Regions from separate parts of the Homo sapiens genome. Here region 2 is linked to region 1. Evidence: chromatin loops called from intact Hi-C (ENCODE). Cell type or tissue: psoas muscle. All regions are shown on one strand. Links, peaks and the distances in the headings refer to the core of each region. The heading gives the core; the rest is flanking DNA.

Region 1 (5,386 bases), core at 270-5,269:
GAAAAGGAGCCCTTGTACATTTTGTAGGAATGTTAATTTGTGGAGCCATTTTGGAAACAGTATGGAGGTTCCTCCAAAAACTCAAAATAGAATTACTATATGATTCAGCATTACTACTACTGGGTATATATCTAAAGGAAGTGAAATTAATATGTAAATGAAATACCTGTACCCTCATGTTTATTGCCACACTATTTACAATAGCCAAGATATGAAACCAATTTAAGTGCCCAGCAACAGATGAATAATTTTTTTTTTTGAGACAGAGTCTTGCCCTGTCACCCCGACTGGAGTGCAATGGCGTGATCTCGGCTCACTACAACCTCTGCCTCCCGGGTTCAAGCGATTCTTCTGCCTCCGCCTACCAAGTAGCTGGGTTTACAGGTGCGCACCACCACACCTGGTTAATTTTTGTGTATCTTTAGTGGAGACAGGGTTTCACCATGTTGGTCAGGCTGGTCTCGAACTTCTGACCTTGTGATCCACCCGCCTTGGCCTCCCACAGTGCTGGGATTACAGGTGTGAGCCACTGCACCTGGCCAAATGAATGTTTTTAAGTTTTACACACACACACACACACACACACACACACACACACACAATGAAATACTACTCAGCCATAAAAAAGCAGAAAAATTTGCAACATGAGTGAATCTAGAGGACATTGTGTTAAGTGAAATAAGCCAGGCACAGAAAGACAAATATCATGTAGTCTCACTTATATTTGATATCTAAAAAAATCACAGAGTAGAATGGTAGTTACTGGAAGTTGAGCGGGGTGAAAAGGGTGGAGAGGGAAAGGGGACATGTTGGTGAGAGGGTATGAAGTTCCAGTTAGACAAGAGGAATAAGTTCTGGTGATGTTTTGCACAGCAGGGTGACTTTAGTTAGTAATAACGTATTGTATATTTCAAAAATTTCTAAAACAGTGGATTTTAAATGTTCTCACCACAAAAAAGTGATAAGTATGTGAGGTGATGGATATGCTAATTGGCCTAATTTGCTTACTCCACAATGTATAGATGCATTAAAGCATCACATTGTACCCCATAAATATATACAATAATTATTTTTCAATTAAAAATTAAGAAAAATAGTTTAAGCTCTCCCCTATTCCTGATTGAATCTAGAATCTGCACCATTTGGTGGAGGTCTGCTTCCTTTGCTTCACTTTTACTCTAGATGGCAGCAGCAGAACAAAATAGAGGAGAAAAATCTGTTCTCAATGAGATGATTCCCTGTCTACTATGTAAAAAAAAAAATCTCAATGTTATTTGAAACAAAATATACCACTTAAAAATTTTCTTTCATTATAGAAATACTTTAACAGTATTTCAATTATTAAAAATCAATGTACAGATGTCTTCATAATTGTTCAACTTGTCAGGACACTAATAAGATATTTACAGAAATTTTTTATGATAATATTTCTGTAAAGACTCACTCACTGCTTATATTAACAGATTTACACTTGGAGGCTAAGGTGTCATGTTTGAATATCAAATACACTTTTTAAATTGATGGAAACATAAGGGATAAATAATCGAAGGGATAACAGAAATTCTCTGGGTGAATATATTACAGAAATAAAACTTTAATATTTCTCTAATAACCATGTTTTTAAGATTATTTCAAATAAAAATATACACATGAAACTGGCTTTAAATATATTAAAATTATAGCTTGTAAGCATTTAAAAAGAAATAATTTTATTATAAAACAACATTTTCCACCATCACACTTTAAACTGTGAGGATTTATGATGCAAGAGAATTTGTAGATGAGATTGCAGAAACACTGGAAACATTATAAAAACAAAGAGACCTAGAGAGGAACCAAGAGATTAAAAGAAAGATGCAAGTTATCATAATTTTCAAAAAGGCACTTCCAGAAAATATAATTTATTTTGCTTGACATTATAGCCTCACAAAACTCTCGTCTAGATTAAACAGAATTCCCAAGAGCTTAGAAAATAGAATTGTCCAAGTTTTGTGCCTTATAGCTCTATATTCATGCCTCTATATTCATAGATTTATGTATTTATTAAGACAATTTTCCTGCAGAGGGCATCAAAATATCTTGGAGAAGGGTTATCTTTTTCCAAATTACACAAAGGTGCCATTTGGACTAATGGTGGCACTGTTATCATGAATCAGAATGGCTTTACTAAATTAAAGCCCTGCCAAACTAAAACTTCCCTTTTTGTGCTAGAATTATTGGCTTAATAAGAATTTATTAATCAGAGCCTTCAGATTATCATTGTCCAATCAGTTATTTAACCAGATAGATGGAGAGGCAGCATAGAATAGTGTCAAGGAGGCAGGCTTTGGGTGGAGATCTTAGTTGGATTTCTAGCTCTGCCATTTACTCATAGGCCCCGCTTATGTTTATGTGAATTGGAAAGCAGCTTGGCATTCTGTGATTGGAACATTAATTTTTTATTTTCTTTATCTAACCATTGCATTCAAGAAATTTAACCTGAGGGAAAAATCAGGAAGGTGGAAAAAGCTTTATGCACAAAGAAATTAATCACTGTGTGATTTATAATAGTGAACAAACTGAAAATGAGGTACAACAGGGAAATGGTTAAGTGAATTACAAAATACAGTAAGATTCAGTAATCAAATGAGCATTTATCAAAGGTTTACAACATGCCATGTATTCTGCCTGGCACTGGAGATTCAGCACTGAACAAGATAGATATGGAATCTGACTTTTCTATGATAATTTAACATCAACTTAAAGTAAGCAGGAGGCAAGCACTTATAACACCATACTATCCACTATACGGTTTATATATGGATATATGTATATGTGTGTATATGCAGAAAAAATACTAGAAGAAAATAAATCAATATGTTAATAATTGTTAGGTCTTTTGTTATAATAATTTTATATACTTTTCAATATTTTCTACAATGAGAATGTTACTGTTAAAATTTTTTTTTTAATTATACAAAATGGCATTATACCAAAGGTAGGCTACAAAAGAAAACAAAATTATCGAATAATGTACTTAAAAGTCAAGATCACTTCATGGTACAGGAAATCCCTTCAGATATAAAGACATATTACATTGTCTTTTCTTGTATTTTGATTTCCATCACAGTGTCCTTTGGAAAGCTCACTTCCTCTCTAGCATTCGGAAGGCCTGTCTGTTCTTATGCGGGGAAGGAATGTGAATGCTAGCAGCACATTCCACCCTGGTGACACAAGGGGGTGCACAGGACTTGCTTCCAAATGTTTCCCTTTGTCTTCTTGGAAAGAAGAGGGAAAAAAAAACCTGACATTTGATTTGGTGACCAACTAAAATGTTTTAACAGGCTTATGTATACAGTTCACAGCGCGTTTCTAACGCGAGAGATCTCTGAGGGCATGATCCTGTGTACAAACCACTCCTACTTCCCCACATTTATTTCACAAGAAAAAATATTGCAGGAGAATGAGTGGCCTTTTAAAGCACAATTAGTGAAACAGGAGACTGCCTGAATGGCCCAGAATAGGGATTGTTAAAGAAATGATGGCACATAATAAACAAATTAGAAAATAACCATTAAAAATAATGTTGACATGGAAAGGACATTAAAAAGCAATTCATACAATAATACATACAATATGGTCTAATTTTTTTATTTAAATGTATTACATGAATAAGTAGAAAAATCTGGAAAGAGATATACCAAACTATTAACAGTCATTATCCTTGAAAGCTGGATGACAGGTTTATTACCTTCTTCCTATATATCTACATTTTACAATTTTTGTGTACAATGAATAAAAATTTGATTTTAAAATAAGAAAAATAAATGAGTATTCCCAAATAAGTACCAGTTCTTATGATCCTTATTAATTAAATATATGTAAATTGCTACAAATCACCCAGAGATATGGTGACAATATAGCCCTGTTTGCCAAAGACAATTTCACTTTGTAACTGTTGTTCTCATACAACTGTGAATAATGCCACTTTCACTCCAAAATTCTGAATAAGTCACCCTACATGTATATTTTTAAATTTGTACCCCTAGCAAGTTGTGCCACTTTTGTCCTTATATCAGCAGGTTGCTTCCAATCCAAAAGATCTCAATCCTTCTCTCTCCTAATATGCTAAGATGCAAGGCTAGTCCAGAAATCCTGAGATTCTCATGGCTGCACCAGGGTTAGCATGGGCCAGGGTATACCCCAAGACCCATCCAAATCACAGTCAAGACAGAATATTTTTGAGGCCCATCTTGACCCCTTGGCTGAAGTGCCTTTAAGGCACCCTACTAGCAGGACATCTTCTGACATGTTTTTTGAGACAGAACCCTGGCACTACTATGAGAGAGAATATTTTCCAAAGCACTGCTATACATGTAAAATCAATGATCCTACTGTCTTGGTTAAAATTCCTTGAATTAGAAGTAACAAACATGCTCAAATAACAAGTAAAAATGAAAAATTTGCAATTAATCTAAGAGTATCTCCCAACGTTTAGTACCTGGAGTCCGGCCAGGCTCTGGGTCTTAATTTCTAAGAGATACAATCTAATTGATTCAGTACAATGAATGGATTGGTTCCTCCTGGATTAGGTGTCCACCCTAACTCAATCAATTATGGCCAGGGAGTGGTGGAATAACAGTACTGAAATGGACTGCCCATGTGAATTAGGAAACGAGAATGTAGTCTGGGTAGATAGCCTCATGAAAATCTGCTTGCTAGCTTTCCCTCCTTCACGGAGAACTAGACAAGCTTCTCCTCTTCAATGACATACTCTGACTACATAGGCAGAAAAGAAGGAGCTTTTACCTGTACATCAGAAGTATTGTGATGATACCTCCAATGATACCCTTGACCATAGTTTTCAGCACAGCTGCCTCATAATTTCTTAATTCTATTGCCAACTTCCACAAGAACTGGGACCATAGTCCTTATCCACTTTCTCCATACTTTACATTCTATGATAAGGAGTCATGAGGAAGTTTCGGGTCACCCATCTGAACAGCAAAAACTTTATTCTTTTGCTTTTTCATCCATTCAGTCATGTAACAAACATTTATTGCATTTCTATCAATTGTCAGGACCTGTACTTAGTGCTGTGGGCAGAGATAAGACATGGTCCTTATTCACAGGCATTCACAATGTAGTGAGAGTCAAAGAGATAAAAGAATAATTATGTTACAATGTGATATGACATACAACAGAAGTATATATAGAGTGTGCTGAGTGCAGAGAAAAAGGATCTAAACCATCCCTTTGAGAAATTCAGAAAGGCATTAAAAAGGTGATTATATTCTATTTAGATGCTGAAAAAAATACTTTTCTTGATGGAGATGAAGTCTCCCAGCTAAAATACAACAATAATAAATAGCTACCATATCCTTAATATTTACTGCATATAGAGACA
Region 2 (5,386 bases), core at 65-5,064, 65 kb after region 1:
TTTTATATTTATGCTTATGATATATATTGTGCTATTATATGTATGTGTATATATATATATACATGCATATATATACACGACAGACAATAACAAGTGTTGGTGAGGATGTGGAGGAATTTGGACTTTTGTACGTTGCTGGTGAGAATGTAAAATGGTACAGCTTTGGAAAATAGTCTGGCATTTCCTCGATAGGTTAAACATAGAGTTACTATATGATCCAGGAATTCTAATCCTAGGTATATACTCAGGCCAAATGAAAACATTCATCTACACAAACACTTGTACACAAATGTTCAGAGCAACATTATTCATAACTACCAGAAAACGAAACAATTCAAATGTCCATCAACTGATGAATGGATGAATAAAATGTGGTATATCCATCCAGTCGGTAGAACATTATTTAGCAATAAGAAAGGATGAAATTCTCATACACACTTCAACATAGATCAACCTTGATAGCATTGCGCTAAGTGAAAGAAACCACCACAAAAAAAAACACATTATATGATTTCGTTTATATGAAATGTCCAGAATAGACAAATCTACAGTGACAAAGTAAATTAGTGGTTGCCAAGGACTGGGGTTGGAATGGGGAGTGACTGCTAATGGGCATAGAATATTATTTTGGGGTGATAAAAATGTTCTAAACTTGATTATAGAAATGAGACAGGATAGTTCCCTTGACCCACTTCGTGGGTGGGAATGGAAGTGGCTCATTTCACTTAGCCTGCCACTGGCCACTCCTCATGAGACAGAGTGTGCCAGCAAGGGAGTGTGGGAACTGGAGAGAATGAACCCTGGACCTGGCCACTCTTCTCTGGCGGAAGCAGGTTCCGTGCGGGCCCTACAGCAGCATCCAAGCCCCTGTCCTCTCGGCACCTGAGTTCTTGTTTGGCATCCAGGAAGAATTAGGTCACCCACACGGATTGAAAGGTAGTGTATGTAGAAGATTTTACTGGGTAATGGCTCTCAGCAGGATGGGAGTTGGAAAGGGGATGGTGCGGAAAGAAAGTGATTTTTCCCTGAAGCCACACCATCTGAAGTTAGCGGCGTCTATCTGTAGTCTCTGACACTCAGTTGCTGCTTCTCTGCTTGCTGCGCATATACCCGGCGCTCAGCCGCTTGTGTTGCTCTGCCAGCTGAAGTCTTTTTTATATGGGCACAGGATAGGAGCATGGCAGGCCAAAAAGCAACATTTGAGGGCAAAAATGGGGTGAGCTGTTTTCACACAGGGCTGTGGTTCCAGGTTTAAGGGTGGGGTTTAGCCAGGAGCCAAGCCGTTCTGTATCATTTCCCCCCTCTGAAGAGGCACATCTAACTGCCATTAGGATATGGACAACGACCAGTCTTTCCGTTGTTTAACGAAAGCGGCAGTTGGATTCCTCCCAGAAGTCTACCCAAGGATCCCCAGCGAAAGGGAGCCATAGTCCGAGGCTCTGGCTGCCTGCCTGTTTGGAGCTTTGATGGCCTCGAGGTGAGAGAAAAAACAAGCTTTACATGGCCAAATATGCATGGATCAAACATGTATTATACAAGGAAAGAATCTAGTGTGAAATATTACAGAAATAAAAAGTGAAATATACTAGTAACATTGTACCCCAAGCTGTCTCACGCTGGTGAAAGAAATTAAACCTTGTATGGGAGAAGTTAAACTTTATGAGAGAGATAAGTGCTCTTGTCACATCTGTGGCAGTTAACAGGTGAACCTGAGGAATTCTGGGGTCTGTGGGCTTGCATGGTGGTCATTAAAGCTTCTGCCTCTTCCTTGTGTCTAAATGACCAAGGTGGCTACTTTCAGGAGGTCCCCTAAAGTACTATCTGGTCCCAGGGTGCATTTCTAAGTATAAACTGGAGGTGGTCACGTTTGTTGGTTGCCCATTCTGAAAGACAGGGAATTTGGCGTCTCTCATTCCCTTTCTTCTTTCAGTGAAATTTCGAGGTGTGAGGGAGAAAGAAAGCGGGCATTCTCCCTTTCTGTTCTTTTTGTCTGAGTCTCGGCAACCTTGGCAGGTGCCACCCATGGGTGCCAATGTGGCTTGCACCCAGGAAGCAGGGAGGGCCTAGAAAATAGGAATTACGCACACTCATCTGTGCTTCTACCTCCCCTACTGTCGACAACCTTTGAGTTCCCTGGGCCTCATTTATACCATGGAGCATGGCTTCCTTGCATGAAGCGGGGGGTTAATTGGCAGGAATCGGTCCTGCCCATTTACACTGGGACTGTTGCGTGGCTTCGGTTCCCTCAGATCTGGTTTTCCTTTCTAGGGCCTCAACCTGAAGTTTAGAATCAAGTTTGAGACCAAAAAAGAAGGTATTTCAGAGGCTGCATGGATTCATTTAGATTTAAGTCCCACATGGACTTTGCCAAATTTGCAGTTATCAGCCAGGAGGGGTTGCTCCTCTGTTGCCTCCCTAACATAAGCAAAGTGCTGAGGTAGGAAAAGAATCCTCTCGCTTAGAAAAGAAAAAAAGCTTCAAGTATCTCTAAGTTGGGGGGACCTGAGGGAAGAGCCTCTTGCTCTGTTGAAATGGGTTTCTTTAATCACTGTATCCCTCCCCTGGTTCAGACCTGCTAGACCTCTGTGACGGGAAACAAAACCAACATTCCTTTCACCTAAAGGAAAGAGAGAGTTGCCACGGTCTTGGAAAAGACACAGATCCAAAAGTTCCTCATTTTAACTCACTGTTTTTCATATCCTGGACAGGCCCCCAGATGAGACAGGATTGTTCCCTTCATCTTAACCCCCTTCGTGGGCGGGAACTGGAGCAGCTCATTTCACTCAGCTCGCCTCCTGCCACTCCTGGCGGCAGAGCGTGCGAGTGCGGGAACCGGAGCGACCGAATGCTGGAACCGGCCGGTCACTCCTCTCTGGCGGGAATAGGCTCTGTGCGGGCCTCACAGCAGCGTCCAAGCCCTGGCCTCTCGGCACCGGGGTACCTGTCCGGCGTCCAGGAAGAATTAGGTCATATGAACGGATTGAAGAGTAGTGTATGCGGAAGATTTGATTGAGTGGTGGCTCCTGGTGGGATGGGTACTGGAAAGCAGACGGTGAAAGAGGGTCATCTTTCCCTGAAGCCGCACCATCTGAAGTTAGCTGCGTCTATCTGTAGTCTTCAACACTCTTGCTGCTTCTCTGCTCACCGCTCAGCCGCTTGTGTTGCTCTGCCAGCTGAAGTCTTTTTTATGGCCACAGGATAGGGGCGTGGCAGGCCAAAAAAACAACATTTGGGCAGAAAAACAGGGTCAGCTGTTTTCAAGGCCGTGATTCCAGGCTTAAGGGTGGGGTTTAGCTGGGAACCCAGCCATTCTGTATCAGTGATAGTTGCACAACTATAAATATACTAACAACCATTGAATTGTGTACTTTAAGTAGATTAACCGTATGATATATGAATTACATCTCAGTAAAGTTGTTTTTTAAAAAATATGCATATACCTTAGTCTAGCCGTTCCAGGTCATATACTACAGCGATAGTAACAAAGATATAATATGTGGTTTATAATAATAAATATTGGAAATACTTAATCTTGCAAATGCATGATCAGTAAGGTAGTGGAGGCAAAAACTAGGTTTCCCAGGAGCTTCAGGCTTCTCAACTTCCAAGTAGTAATCTCAAGGAAGTACGTACTCTGACTGAAACTGTTTATGTCACAGACCTACTCCTTAGACCAATCACTGTTCCCATAGAGATAGCTCATTATGATTTGTGGAGTCAGAATCATGTGCCCACTGCTGAAATCAGGAATTCAGGGTCCTGGGAGAGTCACCCGTGCCACCCACCTAATGTTTTCTGGAAGTTTGACTTTAAAAGGAAGAAGACAGCAAGAGATCAATATAGCTAGAGTGTGGAGATGAGGTGTTTTCTTTAAAATAGAGGTGACTTGAACACGTTTAAATGCTTGTGCAAAGTAGCCAATATAGAGGGAGCAGTTAAAGACACAAAAGAAATAGAATATTTCTAATCAATAGATCTCAGGAAATTATTATTTCCCACTATCCCTCAGAAAATTATATTCAATAAAGGAATTTGTTTCTGGCTCCTTGGAGGATTAACTTTCCTTTTCATGCTTAGGCAATACAAAGTTGAATCACCACTTTAAACCACATTACACAGACTAGAAGGTGAAACTCCAATGCCCAGGCCATTATGTTAATCAATACTTCAACCTTCTTTTTTTTTTTGAGACAGAGTCTACGCTCTCGTTGCCCAGGCTGGAGTGCAATGGCGCAACCTCAGCTCACTGCAACCTCTGCCTCCTGGGTTCAAGCAATTGTCCTGCCCCAGCCTCTCACGTAGCTGGGATTACAGGCATGCGCCACCACACCCAGCTAATTTTGTATTTTTAATAGAGACGGGGTTTCACCATGTTGGCGAGGCTGGTCTTGAACTCTTGACTTCAGGTGATCCACCAGCCTCAGCCTCTCAAAGTGCTGGGATTACAGGCGTCAGCCACCGCACTCAGCCTCAACCTTCAATAAAAATAGGATTCCCTCCACTCACTCCTTTACCCAGTTAGGGTGTAATTGTGGCAGGCCATCTATCTGTCTTTGCAAAAGGGAACATGGTAATCTTTGTTTTGTTTGTTCACCTCTTCTCACATTCTCAGCTGCTGTAGCTGACCCCTCTTAGTTGGAACACGAGGAGGGAGGAGAAGAAAGGGAAGCAGAAAGTTCTTCCTTGACTGGTACTATTTTAAGACGGCTTTGCGCTCTCTGGTTTTGGCAGATGTTTAAAGCTGAGTCACACTTAAAGCTGGTTTCATGGATTCTTTGGACACTATCCTGCAGGACCCTTCCAACTACAACTCCTATGACATGGGCCAAATGTTCTGTTCTTATACTTCCTGATCCACCCTTAGCTGGAAACAAGAGCCCACTTCTCAGCTCTGTTGGGGACCCATTATTTTCCCAGGCAATCTTAGAAAAATCTCTTGCTAAGTGAAAGTATATGTTTTCCTCATTAAGTGAATCGAGTCATTGTTTTAGGTTATCTGCAGCCAAAGGCATTTTCACTGATAGAGCAACATGCATGAATTTTTTATTTTCCTGGTGTCCTGTTTAATTTAATGGGAGGGGAGTTGCTATTTGTGTGTTTGATTTCTCTTTAGAAAATGTCAGTGGTCCTGGCCAGGCATGGTGGCTCACGCCTGTAATCCCAGAACTTTGGGAGGCCAAGGCAGACAGGTCACCTGAGGTCGGGAGCTTGAGACGAGCCTGACCAACATGGAGAAACCCTGTCTCTACTAAAAATACAAAATTAGCCGGATGTGGTGGTGCATTCCTGTAATCCCAGCTACTTGGGAGGCTGAGCTAGGACAATTGCTTGAACCGGGGAGGCTGGGTTTGCGGTGAGCCGAGATGGCACCATTGCACTCCAGCCT

What was found. Hi-C counts contacts between places; a loop is a spot of excess contacts. Peaks named below come from ENCODE experiments on the same cell type or tissue, not always from the same donor. Only the 100,000 strongest peaks of a DNase experiment are listed, where the experiment ranks them.
Region 2: it touches region 1 in a loop (2.8-fold over the local background); 12 of 110 quality-filtered maps call a loop at or near these places.

What each region holds. Positions count from the first base shown.
Region 1 is chr3:180,801,851-180,807,236 of GRCh38, forward strand. The region is part of intron 3 of LOC101928882 (a long non-coding RNA gene); the gene reads right to left. Among named protein-coding and RNA genes, the nearest start is that of FXR1, 110 kb to the right of the region's middle. RefSeq lists an enhancer at 2,881-3,418. In psoas muscle, for the core only: CTCF peaks have their summits at 1,174 (motif pointing right) and 3,208 (motif pointing right); no DNase peak of the experiment used is centred there; H3K4me3 peaks cover 459 bases; H3K27ac peaks cover 483 bases.
Region 2 is chr3:180,867,360-180,872,745 of GRCh38, forward strand. LOC101928882 (a long non-coding RNA gene) reads right to left here and starts at 2,819. Exons shown (of 14, transcript NR_109986.1): 1 at 2,688-2,819. LOC105374240 (a long non-coding RNA gene) reads left to right here and starts at 823. Exons shown (of 3, transcript XR_924752.3): 1 at 823-936; 2 at 1,332-1,477; 3 at 2,709-3,357. In psoas muscle, for the core only: no CTCF peak of the experiment used is centred there; DNase peaks (open chromatin) are centred at 2,832, 3,192 and 4,442; H3K4me3 peaks cover 4,048 bases; H3K27ac peaks cover 4,474 bases.